2 separate regions of the Homo sapiens genome follow, and region 2 is linked to region 1. A link is an interaction called in ENCODE POLR2A ChIA-PET data of the cell type or tissue named here. Cell type or tissue: PC-9. All regions are shown on one strand. Each heading gives the region's core, and the rest is flanking DNA. Links, peaks and the distances in the headings are about the cores only. Region 1 has its middle 15 kb from the start of ALPG. Region 2 has its middle 8.3 kb from the start of MIR1471.

Region 1 (4,384 bases), core at 220-4,219:
AAGACTGCCTCACACACACACACCCCAACCAAAAACAAAACTCCAACCTCTATACTCCCAAGAAGGATGCAAGGTCCTTTGTTTAAGGGAGGCTTATAACCAAAAAAGATCCAGGATAAAGTAAAAAGGAACTGACTAAAGGGAGGGAGTCTGAGTATTCGAGGAGATTCACCAGAACATGAAGGGGTGGGTTGCCCCTCCACACCTGTGGGTGTTTCTCGTTAGGTGGAACGAGAGACTTGGAAAAGAAAGAGACACAAAGTATAGAGAAAGACAAAAGGGGGCCCAGGGAACCGGCGTTCAGCATATGGAGGATCCCACCGGCCTCTGAGTTCCCTTAGTATTTATTGATCATTATTGGGTGTTTCTTGGAGAGGGGGATGTGGCAGGGTCATAGGATAATAGTGGAGAGAAGGTCAGCAGGTAAACACGTGAACAAAGGTCTCTGCATCATAAACAAGGTAAAGAATTAAGTGCTGTGCTTTTGTTGTGCATATACATAAACATCTCAATGCCTTAAGGAGCAGTATTGCTGCCAGCATGTCCCACCTACAGCCCTAAGGCGGTTTTCCCCTATCTCAGTAGATGGATATACAATCGGCTTTACACTGAGACATTCCATCGCCCAGGGACGAGCAGGAGACAGAAGCCTTCCTCTTACCTCAACTGCAAAGAGGCGTTCCTTCCTCTTTTACTAATCCTCCTCAGCACAGACCCTTTACAGGTGTCGGGCTGGGGGACGGTCAGGTCTTTCCCTTCCCATGAGGCCATATTTCAGACTATCACATGGGGAGAAACCTTGGACAATACCTGGCTTTCCTAGGCAGTGGTCCCTGCAGTCTTCCGCATGTGTCTCTGGGTACTTGAGATTAGGGAGTGGCTTGAGATTAGGGAGTGGTGATGACTCTTAACAAGCATGCTGCCTTCAAGCATTTGTTTAACAAAGCACATCCTGCACAGCCCTTAATCCATTTAACCCTGAGGTGACACAGCACGTGTTTCAGGGAGCACAGGGTTGGGGGTAGGGTTACAGATTAACAGCATCTCAAGGCAGAAGAATTTTTCTTAGTACAGAACAAAATGGAGTCTCCTATGGCTACTTCTTTCTACGCAGACACAGTAACAATCTGATCTCTCTTTCTTTTCCCCACAAGAACAGAAAAGCAACTCCTGGAAAGGCAGTCTGCAGAGGGCTCAGTCAATGCAGTGTTAGATTCCAGGAGACACTGATTCATCCAAGATGAGTTCACTTCAGTCCCACTTCTGACACCACTATGTGACATTGCATAACAGATACAGGAAGACCCTAAAATAAAATGAACTTTCTTTGGAAATAGGTACTGCAATGGGAATAAGCAGGCCAGAGGAAACTATGTGTGAATTTAGAAAGGTGAAGGAAGACAAAGGTTTTTAAAGAAAAAAGGAGGAGGATCACAGGATTGTTTTGAGATATTCATCCTTGGCTACAAGGATCAAGGATATGAGTGGCACCAGTTTGAGGATGGACAGGCAGGTGCTGGGCAGATGTCCTTGCAGAAGTATTTTTTGGTGAAAGGTTGTGAAGGCCATTATGCAAGCTGGTTGTTTGCAGTCTTCTGTGATAGTTCTTGATATCAGGTTTTGTGCATGATAAATCCCCTTCATGTTCCTGGCTTTACTTCTCAGGATTTTTAACAAAAGGAACTCTGTTTTGATTCTGACGAGGTGCATAGGCTGGATGACTGGGATCTGTCGTTAGTCAGGGGGTAGGCAGCGAGTCAGATTCTGAAGCCCTCACGGTCTGTGCCTGGTCTGTGCCCGGCACCCCCTCGGGCCTTCTCTCTCCAAGGCAGCTCTGGCTACTCTACCCACCCGCTCACCCTCACATCAGGTATCCAGCTGCGTCACTCAGGGCTTCACTGGGTGTCGCTGGGCACTGCTGTGGTCTGCCATGCTCTTGCATATGAGTCATGGGGTCACCTGGGCAATCAGGGTGTATTAGTCCGTTCTCACCCTCCTATGAAGAAATACCTGAGACTGGGTAAATTATAAAGAAAAGAGGTTTAATTGACTCACATTTCCTCATAGCTGGGGAGCCCTCAGGAAACTGACAATCATGGTGGAAAGCACCTTCTCGCATGGCGACAGGAGAGAGAATGCGCGCAAACGGGAAATGTCAGACGCTTATAAAACCATCAGATCTGGCGAGACTCACTCATTCGCACAAGAACAGCACGTGCGGAACCAGCCCCATGATTCAATTACCTCCACCTGGTCTCGCCCTTGACACGTGGGGATTATGGGGATTACAATTCGAGGTGAGATTTGGGTGGGAATACAGAGCCAAACCATATCACAGGGGTAGGGGAAGACCCCACAGTGAGGGAACTGGAGCCTGGACCACGGACATCACCCACTCACCCACAGCCTCAGCTTCCCTTTTGGGGAAACTGCAGAGGAGCCAAGGAGCTGGGCCTCAGACCCTTCTTTATTGACAGTCTGTGCAGGGTGACCAGGACTGTGTGGTCAGAGGCTAAACCCACGTCACCTCCTATAGGCAGTGATTGCTGTTCTCTGGGACAACCGCCTATTGGGACCATGGGGGCCACACTCACAGCCCCAGGCCTGCTTCTGGCAGGGCTCTGCGTTGCTCTCCGTGGATCAGAGGCTGGGGGAAGGGGGCGAGACAACCAGAAGCCCAGACACCCCGGGGAGAGCTGATCCCGGACAGGGGTTCCGAGGAGGTAAAGGAAGCTCCCTGGTGAAGGTGAGCTCTGCGCAGGCGCTGTGCGGGCAGCCCAGGCACTCCGTCAGCGCCCTCTCAATCCTTAGGAGGAGTCCTCCCTGGGTGGTGCTCCAGGGCTGTGGGCTGGACCATGACGGCCCCCAGCTGCGTAGCTCCAGCTCCTTTCCAACCGGTTGGTGGGCGGTTCCGAGTGGGGACACGGGATCGGAGGGGACTCCTGCCGGGTGTACCCGCTACCCTCACTAGTCCCGGGATGCGACTGGATCCGGAGTCCCCTACCGCAGCCCGCGCACGACCCTCGGAAGCCTGTCTCCGCGGCCCCCGACCCAGGTCCCCGCTGCCGCCGCGCTGCCAGGTAGCCAGAGGGTCGCAGGAGGAAGGAAGGGAGCGCGGGACGGGCGGAGGAGGGTGGAGCCACCGGCGCGTCCTCTCCCTCGGGCAGGCAGGCAGGCGGGCGGCGGGCTGGGGCGGCGGCAGAGAAGGCAGCGGGAGCGGGGAGACACCGGCCGCTAGCGCCGCTTCGCTCCTGCTCAGGCAGCGGCTTCGGCCCGACCCGCTCCGCCTCTGCCAGGCTCCGGCGCGCACCTGCCGGGTAGGTGGCGCCTGAGTCCCTGCAGCCGCGGCCACTTCCGTCACCTTCGTAGCCGCTGCGCGGAGCCTCCCGGCTTTGTTTGCGTCCATCCGCCGGCTGCGACTCCCAGGCTCGGCTCTGAGGCTCCATGGACTGCGCGCCGCGCCTGCATGGCTCTGGGCTCGCCCGGCCAGCTCGCGCCCCAGCGTGGGTGAAACTTCGCGCAAGTGTGGGTTCTAGGGAGAACCTGTTGAAGCCAGGAGTGGAGCGGAAAGGGGATAGAGACGGACAGGTCTCGGGTTCCCCATCACTGCCGTGCAGGGGGTGGGTTGTGTATCCGCGACCCTGGAGCAATAGTGCGTTCCCCTTGGGAAGGGGCGGGTGGGCCGTCGGGCCACCGAGCAGAAGGAGCCAGCGAGCGGGTTTGAAGTGGTAGATCCCGCAGACTTCCACGAGGACAAAGTTTGGTTCTTTGGCCGTTTTGCGAAGCGTCTGTCTGTGTCCAGCTCGGAGAGCTGAAAGTGCCGCATAGACGCGCCCCTGACCGCACCTCCTCACTCCAGCCTCTGCTCCTTCCCCCACCCCACTTGGCCTTGGCTAGGACAGGTCGTGGACAAGAAAGGCGAAGGGAAGAGAGATGCAATGAAGGCCCCCTACGTGCCAGGCCCCGTGCCCAGCGCCTCCCCCTTCCCATAAGAGGCCTCCCAATCCAGCATCCGACACGTGTGTGCAGGGAGGAGGACAGGGGAGAAGACTCCACTGTGCACGCGGGGATGGTGGCCCCGCCAGACTCTCCTCGTCCCTGGTTTCCGCAGTGAATGAGGCCGGCAGCTGGGGCCTCTGCACCCAGGCCTGCGTCTCTCCTCGCGGTGCCTGGGAGCCCCGTCGGGCTGCTGCGCCTCCTGAGCCTGACTCTGCTCTTCCCGCAGCTTTGGCCCCCCGGGGCCATGCAGAGGCCCACTAGGAGGCCAGCGGCCGCGCGCATCCCATAGCCCAGGTGGCCCAGGGCTGCATCGCGGCGGCCTCGGTGCCATGGAGCCCGGTATTCGCTGACGGCGCACTACGACGCGTTCCAGGAGGTCAAGTAC
Region 2 (4,384 bases), core at 72-4,071, 520 kb after region 1:
GGGTGGGGAAATGATGCCAGGTAGTCTGGTGGGGCCTGATGTCATCACAAGCGTCCTTAAAAGTGGAAGAGGGAGCCAGATGAGTCCATCAGAGGAAAAAGTGGCTGCAGAAAAAAGGCAGGAGATGCAATGCTGCTGGTTTTGAAGACGGAAGAAGGGGACCCAAGTCAACGAAAATGTGGGCGGCCGCAGGAGCTGGAAAAGGCAAGGAAGCAGATTTTCTCCTGGAGCTTCCAGAAGGGAGCGCAGCCTTAACAACGCTTTAATTTTGCCCATGAAACCCATGTTGGACCTCTCATCCGCGAGAACTGTGAGATAAATCTGTGTGGTTCAAAGCCACGACATTTTGGTAACTTGTTAGAGCCACAGTGGGAAATTCATATGCCACGACAGCCTGGCTGTCCAGAGAGGACAGTGCCGAGCTGCCAGCGACATTTTTATTTTTTATAATAGCTTAACTGGGATATAATTCACATACCACGTACTTTACCATTTTTTTAGAAGTGATCTTGCTGTGTTGCCCAGGCTGGAGTGCAGTGGCGTGATCATGGCTCACTACAGCCTTGAACTCATAGGCTCATGCCATCCTTTTGCTTCAGCCTCCCGAGTAGCTGGGATTACAGGTGTGAGCCACTGCACCCTGCTAATTTACCATTTAAAGTATACAATGTACTATACAATTTTTTTTTTTTTTTGGAGGCAAAGTCTCACCCTGTCGCCCAGGCTGGAGTGCAGTGGTGCAATCTCGGCTCACTATGCAACCTCTGCCTCCCAGGTTCAAGCGATTCTCCCCGCCTCCCGAGTAGCTGGGATTACAGGCATGTGCCAGCTAAATTTTGTATTTTTAGTAGAGATGGGAGTTTGCCATGTTGGCCAGGCTAGTCTCGAACTCCTGAACTCAACTGATCCTCCCGCTTCTGCCTCCCAAAGTGCTGGGATTACAGGTGTGAGCCACCGTGCCCGGCCCAATTCACTATAGAATTTTAAGGGTTGTTTTGTAACTTCTGGAAATGGTCTTCATCTTTTAACCTCTGAAATATCCATCACTAACAAACCTCCAACTGCATATCCAGAGGCCAAGAGAAAATGTTTGTGCATATGACCAATGGTTATGAAATAAAAGACTGATATCAAATAGCTCATCCCTAATGAACTTCTGACTTCAAAGATCTGGCGTTTGGTGAACAGCAGTGAGTGTGTTATTAGCTCAACACCTGGCAGCTGGGATCCTCTTAGGAGGGCCGCTGTCTTGAAGTAGAAACACCTGGAAAAGGTGAGGTTTGAGGACGCGGAAGGGCACAGGCACCCAGTCATCAGAGAAGGCGAGCTGAGTTTTCCGCGAGATGAGGAGGAGACTGGCTGTGCTCCGGGGAGGGAGACAGAACAAAGAGAGGGGGAACAGGGAAGCCAGGGGAGGAGGCACTGGTGAGATGGGAGGGTAGGAGGATCATCCAAGGCCAGTAGAGACCAAGAAGGAGGTGGGACCCTGGCACAAGGCACATCTCAGGGACTTGGTGAATTTGCTGAGATGTGAGTCCCCTTTCCTGTCAGGGTGGGCCCTTTGGGGGACGGGGGATTAAGGAGAGCCTGAGCCTCACACTTTGACTCCTGCCCTCAGAGCCACACTGCCCCCAGGGGCCACACTGCACAGTGACGTGGGGGAAAGCCGCTGCATTCGGAGCTGCTGAGATCTTGGGCAGGGCTTAAAACTCCTCAGGGCGTGGAATGGGGCCCCAGGCTGAGCTTTTATCAAATCCAAGGGGCTGAGAGACACCCCCACCTCCCACCAGCACACACACCCCAAGCTCACATATGCTGGTATACAGGTGGGGAAAGGTCGATAATATTCTAATATTCTAGCTGTGTCACAGTTTTTTGCCTTGAGCCAATAATTAGTGGCCAGCTCAAAAAATATAATCTTTTCAATCACTAGGTAAGCAGTGTCCTCTCACCCCCTTCCGTGCTGCTTGGGTCCCCACCAACCGCGACAGACAGCTGCTTGGGTCCCCACCAACCGCGACTCTACCGTCCCCTCTGATCCCTGGGACTGTAAGCGCCGGCCTTGGCCACTGCTGGTCCTGCGGCCTCTGGCACCAGGCACCAAGGCGCCGCCTGGCGGTCAGAATGGGCGTGGACGGCAGAAGGGAAGTCCGTGCTCTCGCCGGCTGCTCCTTGAGCCAGCAGGGCCACTGGGGCCAGCTTCTGTGCGGTGCATTCGCACGACCACGCCCCAGGTGAGCTGTCCCTGGACACCCAGAAGCTGTTCTGAGCCCAACTTCCCAGAACCAAAACTAAGGTCCGCTGTTTCTCTCCACAGGGTTGGTCAGATTTTTTTCTTTTAAACCTTTTGCAACAAAAGGGATCTAATTACCTTCCCTTGGCCCAGGCCATTGTCACATTCCTTTGTCCAAGCTCAACGCCCACTTGCCCTTCTTATTATTTATTTTATTTTTGAGACCGTGTTCGCTTTTGTTGCCTAGGCCGGAATGCAATGGCGCGGTCTCAGCTCACTGCAACCTCTGCTCCCGGGTTCAACCGATTCTCCTACTTCAGTCTCCCAAGTGGCTGGGATTACAGGCGCCCACCACCACGCCCGGCTAATTTTTGCATTTTTAGCAGAGACGGGATTTCGCCATGTTGCCCAGGCTGGTCTCAAACTCCTGACCTCAGGTGATCCACCCGCCTTGGCCTCCCAAAGTGCTGGGATTACAGGTGTGAGCCACCGCGCCCAGCCTTTTTTTTTTTTTTTTTGAGACAGGTCTCACTCTGTTGCCCAGGCTGGCATGCAGTGGCGCAATCACGGCTCAATGCAGCCTCAACTTCCCAGGCTCAAGTAATCCACCTCAGCACCACATAGCTGGAACGACAGGCAGCGCCACCACACCCAGCTAATTTTATTTTTTGTAGAGATGGGGTTTTGCCATGTTGCCCAGGCTGGTGGCACCTTCTTGAAAGGGAAGGGGCTGAGTGTGGTGACTCATGCCTGTAATACCGGCACTTTGAGAGGCCTAGGTGGGAGGATCCCAACAGCCACTCAAGGCAGGAGCCCAGGAGTTCGAGACCAGCCTAGGCCACAGAGTGAGACTGGTCTCCACACAGACAAAAAAACACCACAAAGAAGAGGAGGAACAAAATATAAACTTAACCTCTAGCAGGATACCTTAACATACCTACAATCCCAGGTTTAATTTTCAGGCAAAGCTAGTGAGCATCTTTGTATACTTTAAATTGCAATGTGTGCTTATTGAATTATCTGCTTTTTATCTTGTTTGAATTATATAAAATATTGGCGGTACAGTCATATATTTTATACTTCGACTAGCACAAACATTATTTTATCATATGTCAAAAATAAATTTAGAAGCTCAGCTTCATGCAGACAGCAATTTTGCCTGTTTTGCTCATCTCTGCATCTCCAGGGTCAAGAAAACTGCATGTCCCGCAGTAGACCCTCAAAACATACTTGTTGAAGGAGGAAATTAACCAATTAATTAATCAACTTCACAAATTTTTAAAATACATTAAAATGTCTGTGGTACTATAACTCACAGCTTCCTTGTAATACTAAAGAAGTAATAATACAATGCAGTCATTTTCACATTCCTTTTTAGATATTTAAGCTATCAATTGTGCTTTACCTTGAATAGATTGTTTCATTAAGAAACAAAATTGGAGATTCCTAAGACATTCAATGTATCTTCCCCTGAGACAAGAGCATAATATGTTAGTATCGATAATTCTGAAACTTTTGAAGTAATGGAAATTCATTGAAAAACAAATTAATCATGATGGCCCAAAGAAAACGATAATGTAATAAACATTCAGCAAATTACAAGGTAACCCCTTACTATCTCCATGACATTGGGAAGGTAACATCACTGAATCCAAAACTCCTCATTTGTAAAATGGATAACATCTCACTTTCCTATTTCATGGAATTGCCACGAAGATTAAATGGGATCATGCATGATAGAATTTTGCAACCCTTTGTAAAACATCACTGAGCACTAAGCCTTGCTTAAAAACAATGTGTGGCTGTCTGATTCTACATACCAAAAATGGATATTTTAATTTTTTAAAAAGTCAGTCAGATAAACAATACTCAACCAGATATTTGCTATCATGTGTGTTTCTTTGAGCTCCATTGCTTGTGTTTACGGCCATCTGGATTTCTTCCTCAGTGAATGACTTGTTCTTTGACCATTTTCTCTATTTAAAGTAGCTTTTTATATATTTGGCACATTTACTCCTTGTCTGTCATGTATTTTGCTATTATTTTGCCCAGATAATGTTATTTGCCATATTGAAGTTTTAGATCTTTATTTATATGTATATGTATATATGTATAAATTCAACTAGAACATTATTTTATCATTTAGCCATG

What was found. ChIA-PET counts read pairs that join two places held together with the same protein. Peaks named below come from ENCODE experiments on the same cell type or tissue, not always from the same donor. Only the 100,000 strongest peaks of a DNase experiment are listed, where the experiment ranks them.
Region 2: POLR2A ChIA-PET joins it to region 1 with 5 read pairs; 7 of 35 experiments call an interaction of 5 or more read pairs at or near these places.

Annotation. Positions count from the first base shown.
Region 1 is chr2:232,419,761-232,424,144 of GRCh38, reverse strand. It overlaps the pseudogene ECEL1P1. Among named protein-coding and RNA genes, the nearest start is that of ALPG, 15 kb to the right of the region's middle. RefSeq lists enhancers at 1-486, 487-1,254, 3,517-4,300. In PC-9, for the core only: no CTCF peak of the experiment used is centred there; DNase peaks (open chromatin) are centred at 2,044, 2,764 and 3,384; H3K4me3 peaks cover 2,137 bases; H3K27ac peaks cover 2,146 bases.
Region 2 is chr2:231,898,381-231,902,764 of GRCh38, reverse strand. No RefSeq gene overlaps it. Among named protein-coding and RNA genes, the nearest start is that of MIR1471, 8.3 kb to the right of the region's middle. In PC-9, for the core only: CTCF peaks have their summits at 1,921 and 2,122 (motif pointing left); a DNase peak (open chromatin) is centred at 2,134.